Linked DNA regions of Mus musculus: region 1 is linked to region 2. A link is a contact called in ENCODE POLR2A ChIA-PET data. All regions are on one chromosome and are shown on one strand. Each heading gives the region's core, a stretch centred on a gene start or an enhancer-like site at or near the end of the contact. The rest is flanking DNA. Distances are from core to core; before and after follow the strand shown.

Region 1 (4,314 bases), core at 1,626-4,125, 220 kb before region 2:
CTCTGTGTAGCCCTGGCTGTCCTGGAACTCACTTTGTAGACCAGGCTGGCCTCGAACTCAGAAATCAGCCTGCCTCTGCCTCCCAAGTGCTGGGATTAAAGGCGTGTGCCACCACCACCCGGCTCTTTCTGGTTTTCCGAGACAGGGTTTCTCTGTAGAACCCTGCCTGTCTTGGAACTCAGAAATCTGCCTGCCTTTGCCTCCCAAGTGCTGGGATTAAAGGTGTGCACCACCTCTGCCTGGTGCTAGCTATCTGATACTTAAGGGTGGCAGATGGGACAAAAAGCTGGGCTGGCTCCCCTGTCTTGAAGTCCCACTGGGACAAAATGCTACTCTTAGCCCCAGGCCTCCCTCTCAGGTGAGAGCCAGCTGCTGTTACTGCCGCCGCCGCCGCCGCCACCAGCAGTTACCTCCATCTTCCAGCTGTCTCTTTTGGCCCCCAAAGCCAAAATCAGGAGTGTTGTTATTCACGGTGGTAGCAGCATCACCTCCGATTTTGGCTGCAATCTAGGGTGAGGTAGAAATATAGATGAGTTACCATCCCAAGCAACTCTCAAGTTTATCTCCAGCTTTGGCCTGGAGTGGCTCTCCCTGATTTTGAGGAGTGTGGGCACAGACATAGACACTCTAGAAGCTTTTATGAATGTCTCCCAAGTTTTCTAAGAACTATAGGCTCCCTGTCCCCATTACAGTCAGGATCTGTGACCACAAGTGCAAAAGGAACAGCAGCCAAGGAAGACAGGGATTCCTGGACCACCCCCACAAGTGGCCTGGACAGCAAACAGGATTTCAATGTGGTCCCTACAACCTTCCTGTCTTTTACCCTGGACATCTTTACAAAATCATCCTGAGAAATCTCAGCCAAGTTTCTACCTTCAAGGCACCTGACATCCCAGTATGACCAAAACAAAAGCCCCTTTGGGGCACACACTGAGTTTCAAGTACACAGAGAACATATATACATCACCCCTAAGTCATCAAACACACTCCAAATCCTGAACTCAGGATCTGGCCTATGCTATTATAAAAAACAAAAAAAAAAATTGTGCTTACCCTTGACAGGGAGTGTCATCTCAACTGACAGCACTTACCCACGGGAAGCTGCCTCGTAAGACAATTTGGGGGATGACCAGAAAAAAGGCACGCTAAAGCCCATCCCACCTCGGAGGAAGGCAGAGGTGATAATGAAGAGGGCAGTAACTCAATGGGTCCTCCCACCTAGGGAGGAGCCAGTCCTTAGGCCGGAGGCCTTGGGACAACCCCAGGATAGCAGCATCTGTGGTAAGCCTGGCCTGTCCAACTCTCAGAATGTACCCGAGTGGGGTTGTGAGCAAGGCTGAGCCAGGTCACACCAGCACATAACACTCTTAAATGCGGTCATCAAAACAAGGCATGTTCCCAAAGACAGACAATACTTTTGAATTCAAACAGTAAAAAGCAGGATCCCGTGTCCACCTTCCCCACCTCATCCCAAAGCCCAGGCTCTCTAACAAAGGGTCGGTCCTCTCTTCATCAGAAAGAACTCTCCCAACCCCTTACCAAATCCCTTCCTAGGGAAGGTACAGAAATGGGCCAGGGGACCTGTTTTGACTTGAAAATAGGAGTAATGGTGTGTAAAGCAAGATCCTCTAAAAGGGAGTTGAATTTCTGGGCGGGTGCAAATGTGTGCTAAGATGGGTCCCCCCCACTTTCTAAGTATACGGCCAAGCTCAGTCCCTGTGCAAACCTAGGACTCCGTCTTGGGAACTAATATATTCTGAACCCTCAGGTCTCTGAATAGCGGTCTCCTACCATCCTGCGATGCAACTTTACAAACCCTGAGAAGCCCTTGGGGACCCTAAGACTCCAAGGGTTCAAAGAGGGGTCTCACAGCATCTCTGACCCCATCCTTCATGAACTCAGGAATTGCTCTTACAGATCTGCCTCAGTTTCTAGAACCCCATGGGTCCTAAGGGGGTGCCTAAGTGAAAACCCAGGAGTGATTCTTGGGGACATCCTCATAACATTCAAGCTCAGGCCTTTGGAAAACTAGGAGACCTCTCCAAATCACAAACAGTCTTGGACTTTAGAGTGGTCCTCAGAATGCAAACCCTATATCTTGAATGGAAATAACGGGTGCAAGCTCGGGGGGTGGCTCTTGGGGACACTGTCCCAGACTGCAACCTTTATGGGTCCTAGAGGAATCCTCTAGTACACCCAGGAAAAAAATCGTGGGAACTCCAAAGCTGCAACCCTCCTAATAGAGAAGACCTGGTGCAAGTACAGGGGTGGGTCTCAGGGACCCCAAAGGCTGCAAGCCCTGGTACCCAAGAGAAACCGTCCAGTGCAAAGTCTAGTTTTCGGAGATCCCCCCTTCAACGCACCCTTAACTACACGCACGCAGAGGGTCACCCTCACACCGTGACGGCCCCAGACTCCCCGCCCCGAGCCCGCCGCCCACGTGACCCTCCCGCGACCCCGCGCGCGCCGCTGCCCCCTCCCCCGCGCGCGCGCACGCGCCCTCGCGGCCCCCTCACCTGGCGGGCCCGCTGCACGGCGTCGGCGAAGGCGTCCTTGCGGATCCCAGGGCCGCCGCCACCGGGAGGCTGTGAGGGGCCCCCGGACGCGCCTCCTCCACCCGGGCCGCCGCCGCCAGGGCCTCCGCCGCCCCGGTCTCCCGCGCCCGGCGGGCCCGGCGGAGGGCCTCCTCCCGCACCCGCGGCTCCCCCTCCGCCGCCAGCGGGAGGCGGCGGGCCGGGCGGGGGACCTCCGGTGTTGTAGTCCGACATGGCGCGGCGGGGACGGGCTTGGTGCGGAGGCTTCAAGCTGAGGAGGCGGAGGCGGCGGCGGCTCAACGCGGGAACAAGGCCTCGCTCCACACGGCCGCGGAGCACGATGGGAAGCCAGCGGCTGGGAAGGCGACGGGGAGGGGGGGTCGCGGAGGGGGAAGAGGGGCACCTCCTCCCGCCACCGGCTTGACGGACGCCGAGGAACAGCCAGTAGTATACGGCTACCACTCTACGCCCGCCAATCGTGGGCCGTAAATCCGGGCGACCAGTCAGAGCTTCGGAAGATGCAGGGGGCGGGAGGCGCGGTGTGACTGACGAAGATAGGACTCAATAAGCCCAGGGCTGCTGGCGCTGGGCGGGCAATTGGAAGTCACGCGAGAAGTCAGGAGGCCCAATGAAGCGCGAGTTCCACCTTCTCGGGGCGGCTCTAGGATGAGAGTGACGGCTCTGATCAGTCACGTGGCCTTGAGGGCGGAGCCTATGAAAATTCTCTGGGATGAGCTGGGCGGGCGCTCGGCAAGATAGTCGTCAACACCAGCTAATGAATACACTTAGGAGGCGGTGCTTGCTAAGATTGGCAGTCATTTGATCCAGTCCCCGAAGCATTTTGGAGGATGCGCTTGGATTTGGACGTGACTTTTCTCAGAATCCTTGTCCTCTGACTTCTGAGCCAATGGCTGAGCGACAAGGGCAAGCGTTCAATGATTGACCCCTCTGTGGACAAATAGCAGTAACAGAAGTAATAGTGCCCGCTTGCTGAGAGCCAGTGAAAGCGCATCTGCATTGGGGTGGAACCCGCTACCAGGCGGCAGGAGCGGATTAGTGGGAGCAGAAGTGAGTGGCAGAGGACGTGGGAGGTAGTGCTCAGCAGCCGGAACTATGGGCAGGACCTTAAGTCAGCGCCCCAGTAGCCTGGCTTGGGGAGGCCTTGCCCGTGGCCTGCCCGAAGCCTTGGGGGGTGGGGGGAGTGGTGGCCCGAAATTGGGTGAAGATTTTCCCTCAAAGGACCTTCACTTCCAAGACTCATGACACCAACTCCTCAAACTTCAAGCCTATTCCCAACCTCGACCCAGGCCCCCCACAGGGGTCCAAGTCTCCTGCTCCCAACCCTGGACTAAGAAGGAACCCCAAGTTCCCACAGGAGTCCAAACTTCCAGTTGCCACCCTGGGCCCAGAAGTCCCAGGTCCATTTACCGGAGTTCAAGACCCCTAGAGCTCCTAGCCTGGACCCCAAAATCTCAGGTCCTCCTGATCCCCAAGTCGTCAGGGTGGGGGTTGAACTTAGGATCTCATAAATGCTAGGCAAGCACCCTAGACGATACACCCCATCTCCCAGCTCCCACCCAGAACCAGCTAATCTCAGACACAGACGTCCAAAACTATCTTTATTCATTGTCTGCATCTTCTCTTGAACAAGCCTGCAAAAACCCGGCTGGAATCCCAACTCAGAATCCCAATTGGAGGACTCCCAGCGCTTTTCTAATCCGAGTCCTGGGTGGTTTTTGCAAACCAAAATGGCCTTAAAGCCTGAGCCTTGGAGTGCTTT
Region 2 (4,314 bases), core at 1,206-3,705:
GAAGAGAGGCCCCCAACACCACGCCCATTCTCCCTCATCCCTCCCGATGCTCTCCACTCACCGAGTAGGAGCGGACACTGCCAGACCGAACTCTGCTCAAGCTGAACCCCACCTGATGGAAAAAGAGGAGAAGGGAAGGGCTCCCAAACTGTCCTCAGCAGCAGAAGAAACGAAGCCTCGTTCTGCTCTGCTCCAAGACAGGGACTAGCCAGGTCGCCCTGGGTGGTAAGGTACTCACCATATTGTCCAGGTTGGAGTTGAACTTTCAAACTTGCAGCAACCCTACTGCTGCCTCAGCATGCAGCACCGCTACTGGCTCATCTCACAGGTACTGAACACCCACTATGTGCTAGCTTCTCAATGTCCTGCCCCATCCTGGACCCACAACGCTCATGCAGAATGCACTTCCTGATTGGTTTGACCCACCTAAAAGGTTAATGGTGCTGGGCAGAACAGAGCACGCTTGCAATTCCAAGGGCTCTGGACTTGAGGCAGAAGGGGCTTGACTTTGAGACTAACTATATGAGACCCTGTCATAAGAGAAGCTGTCAGGAGAGGCTGCTTGCCAGGCGCAGGAGTGCACGCCTTTTAATCCCAGCACTGTGACGGTGGATCTGTGAGCTCAAGGTCTACATATTGAGTTCCAAGACCCTGTCTTGAACATTACCTCTCTGCCAAAAAAACCACAAGGCCACTCCCAATGGGTCATTTATATCACACCTCTTCACCCAAGGCTCAGGGAATGAAACTGAGGAGGAGGAGGAGGAGGAGGAGGAAAAGGAAGAGAAAGAGGAAGAGGAAGAGTCAAGACTGTAAAGGCAGAGGCTGAGGAGGGCAAGAGGGGAACATTGTCCTCTGAACACAGCAGACTGTTGCTTATGAACTCACAGCAGCTGTGGTTGCCCACACAGGATCGAGTCAGTCAACATTCCAGCATGGAGGGAAGAGGGGTGTTTGAACCCCTACACCTAACTGGGGAGCTGTGGACAGCTAGCTGATAGATGCTGAGTGAGTGAGGGTGTGGCCCCAGGAGAAACAAACAAACAAACAAACAAGAGCACCGGCCTTAGATCCCAGCACTTGGGAGACAGAGGTTGGCAGATCTCTGAGTCTGTGGCCAGCCTGGTCTACACAGAGTTCCTGGCTATCTGGGGCTACATAGTGAGGCCATATCTTTTTTTTTTTTTTTTTTTTTTTTAAAGGACATGAGATTGGGAGGAGTTTGGGAAGGTGGGAATGGATTTTGGAGGAGTTAGGGGGAGAAGCGTGTATGATTAAAATGCATTATATACATGCATATATGTTACATATATACTGGCTGGCTAATTTCTGATCCTCCTGCCTAAGCCAGCAGGGACACTAAGATGACAAATCTGTACCCTCAAACCCAGACTGCATGAGACACTGTATTCATTCTTAGGTGACAGGTGGGGAAGGCTATGAGACTGGCCACAGATCACACCGGTGAGGGACAGAGCTAAGACAGAATCCCAGAACTTGCACACTGAGTCCTCCCATGAGCCCCCTCACCTTTGGCAACTTCTTTTCTGTCTCCTGGAGGCTGAGTCGCAGTAAGCTCAGCTCTACTTCCAGGGAACCATTGGTGTAGAATCCGAAGCTGTTCAGTTGGATGTCAGCTCGCTTCTCCCCCTGCAGGAAACCAAAGACACAGTGGCACAAGGGCACTCTCCCCACCAAGTCCAGCACGACGGCGTGTTTCCCTGAGCGTCTCTATACATTTTTATTCAGGACAGGAGCATGTGAGAAAGCCTTCCTGGGTACATCGTATTGGTGCTGGTGACATTTTCCTACTTCAGTCCGAGGCAGCTAGAGGGTGGGGTTGTGTGTCCATGGGGTGAAACCCTGGCAACCCCATGACAGTCCCCATATAGACGTGCACCACCCCGAGAGCGGGCTACATAGGCTGGTGTGACTAGTTTCGACTTTCCAGAAAAGTTTTCGATTCTATCTGGGCTAAATTTTGAAAGTAGTCTCCTGTCACTCCCCTAAGTGAATTCCAGGAAGATCCTACCAGGTGGTACCCCTTCCTCCCAGGTCCTATGGTTGTTACCAAGTGTTCCCTGAAAGTTTAAGCGCCAGGAGTCAGGGGTCCCAGGAGATGAAGCCCCGCCCTCTAAGCCAGGCCAACCCATTACGAGCACCGGGCGGGGAGACCCCGGGACGAGACCACTAGCGGCCTGCAGTGGGGGGTGCGGCTGCTCCATCCACCGGCGGAGCTATGGGGGGAGACAACGAGGCCAAGCCTGCGGGGCTCACTGTGAGAGTCAGCCGGTGGATACGGCCTGAGCAGCCGCTCAGCGTCAGCACCAGCAGCGACAAGTATCCCCATCGGCACTGCGTTGGGCTCTCGCCGCTGAGCCCCCTCCTCTCGCTCACTGCCATCTCTGGGGCTGCGACTGCCCCCCGAACACAGCCTCTGACGCCTGATAAGGCCTACCCACTTTTCAGCCAATAGTCGCACGACGTGGTCTAGTCACCCAATTAGCAACTGAGATTCTTTTGATTGTCAGAAGGCCTCCCAAATGGGCGTGCTTATCCTTTTCAGCCCCGGCTTTCATACTCTCCAATCGCTAAACAGATTGTCCCGGATGTAGTTTGAGGAACAGGACGATTCACCAATGATCCAGGAACCCATATCCGTCCCTTAAAGCGGAATTCCTTCAGCAACTCTTAACGGTCCAAGACTACATTACCCAGAATATAGAGGGAGCAGATCCGTGCAACGAAGCATGCATAAACTACATTTCCCAGTATTCCCAAGGACGCACTTCCTCTCCCACCCCTCACTTCCCCGATACCCTGCTCCCGGCCAGAAGTGGAGACTTAGTCAACGTACGCGTCTATGAGCTTACCTTGTTTCAACTTTGCTGGGCCACCGAAAAGCCTAAAATTCTTCGCACTATGCTGATCTCTAATCCTCGGCTGAATGCCGCTGTAGGTCCTACCTGAAGACTCCGCCCTAGGCGTAACCTTGCAGCAGCTGAGTTCCCTACTTCAAACTGAAACATAGGCTCCTCAATTCCTACTGAGTCCTCAGATCTGGAAGAGTCCCAGCTGCTGGATCCTAGTTGTAGCTTGCAACTCTTAATTAGATTGCTGACCCTGGCGCGAAGCTTCCCACCGTAGTGTGATACCTTTTTCGTCACTGGGACTCTGAGTCCTTCTCCACCCTCCTCCACCATCCCTCTACCCCACTTTACATCTCAGAGCTTAGCCCACAAGCCACCAGCAGGTGGGGCCAAGGCCTATTGGAGCCTCAGTTCCAGCACTGGCTCCAGGGCGTCTTTCCTCAGAAGTCTAGACTGCTCTTCTAGCTGCAACACAATGGTGTTTTGACACTTGCGTAGCGGCGGAGAAAGCACCTACAGCCAGGGAGAGTGGGGTGGGAGCCAACAGGGCCTCTTCCCTTTTATCCGGGAGCCTTAAGGGGGTTTACAAGGCGTGAAAGGACTTTTATGATTGGGAGGACCCGAAATCCTAAGCCCCAGGGTCCCAGAATCTAGAGGCAGTTCTGATTTGGGCCTTACATACTGAATGAGGCTGGAAAATGTGTAGTCAAGTGCAAGTGCGCGGTGCTGTGCGTGCATGCGTGTGTGTGTGTGTGTGTGTGAGTGTGTGCCTAGCCCAGAACGGTGCCCAAAGGACAACCTGTCCTCTGTTTCTCAGAGGAGACTCTGGCGGGAAGGAAGAGAAGTCAGGATGCGGTGGTGTTGGGGGGTGCTAATGGACCTGGCCTTGGCTGGATGTGCATCCTGGGCAAGATCGAAGTCATCCCATCTCTGTGGCCGGAGGGAAACAGACTATTAGTGAGACGAAATGGAGATTTCTGGAGCCGAGTAGGTCCCCGCAAGAGCCTAATGACCAACCACAGATTTTCCCTGCCATGGAGTGGGGACACGTGGGAAAGACTGCTTGGATTTGGGGTTTTGATCTCTTGACCCTTTATAAAAAAAATGCGAAGTTGAAAGGAAAGGATGAATAGTTTGGGATGGCAGAGGAGAGAAATATGGGGTACAAATTTTGAAAATTAATCGAGGCGTACTTTGAGGTGGCGCATGGCCCTTTAATGGGGGGCGGGGCATCATCTGGACTCCGCCCTCAGAGCCCCCCGCTGGGGGCTCGGCAGAGTAGAGGCGTGGAAAGGCACGAAGGGGCGTTGTAATCTAGGCTGGTGGGCGTGGCCTGGCGGCGGGGCGGGGCGAGGTTGGGCACACTGCCCTGGGGCTGAGTCTCCGGTGGAGGGCGGCGGAGACCCGGGCAGGAGGCGGTGGCGTCCTGGGCGGCAAGAGCAGC

Evidence for each region. ChIA-PET counts read pairs that join two places held with the same protein, here RNA polymerase II (POLR2A).
Region 1: POLR2A ChIA-PET joins it to region 2 with 30 read pairs in embryonic stem cell. The contact joins the promoter of Khsrp here to the promoter of Gpr108 in region 2. POLR2A ChIA-PET finds 5 or more read pairs at or near these places in 3 of 5 experiments (Patski and embryonic stem cell).

The regions. Positions count from the first base shown.
Region 1 is chr17:57,028,632-57,032,945 of GRCm38, forward strand. Khsrp (KH-type splicing regulatory protein) reads right to left here and starts at 2,876. Exons shown (of 18, transcript NM_010613.3): 1 at 2,517-2,876; 2 at 411-507. The coding sequence starts at 2,768. It overlaps Slc25a41 (solute carrier family 25, member 41), which reads right to left. Exons shown (of 7, transcript NM_175333.3): 7 at 4,141-4,314.
Region 2 is chr17:57,245,234-57,249,547 of GRCm38, forward strand. It overlaps Gpr108 (G protein-coupled receptor 108), which reads right to left and starts at 2,456. Exons shown (of 17, transcript NM_030084.4): 1 at 2,278-2,456; 2 at 1,531-1,650; 3 at 62-112. The coding sequence starts at 2,403. Trip10 (thyroid hormone receptor interactor 10) reads left to right here and starts at 4,218. Exons shown (of 15, transcript NM_001242389.1): 1 at 4,218-4,314.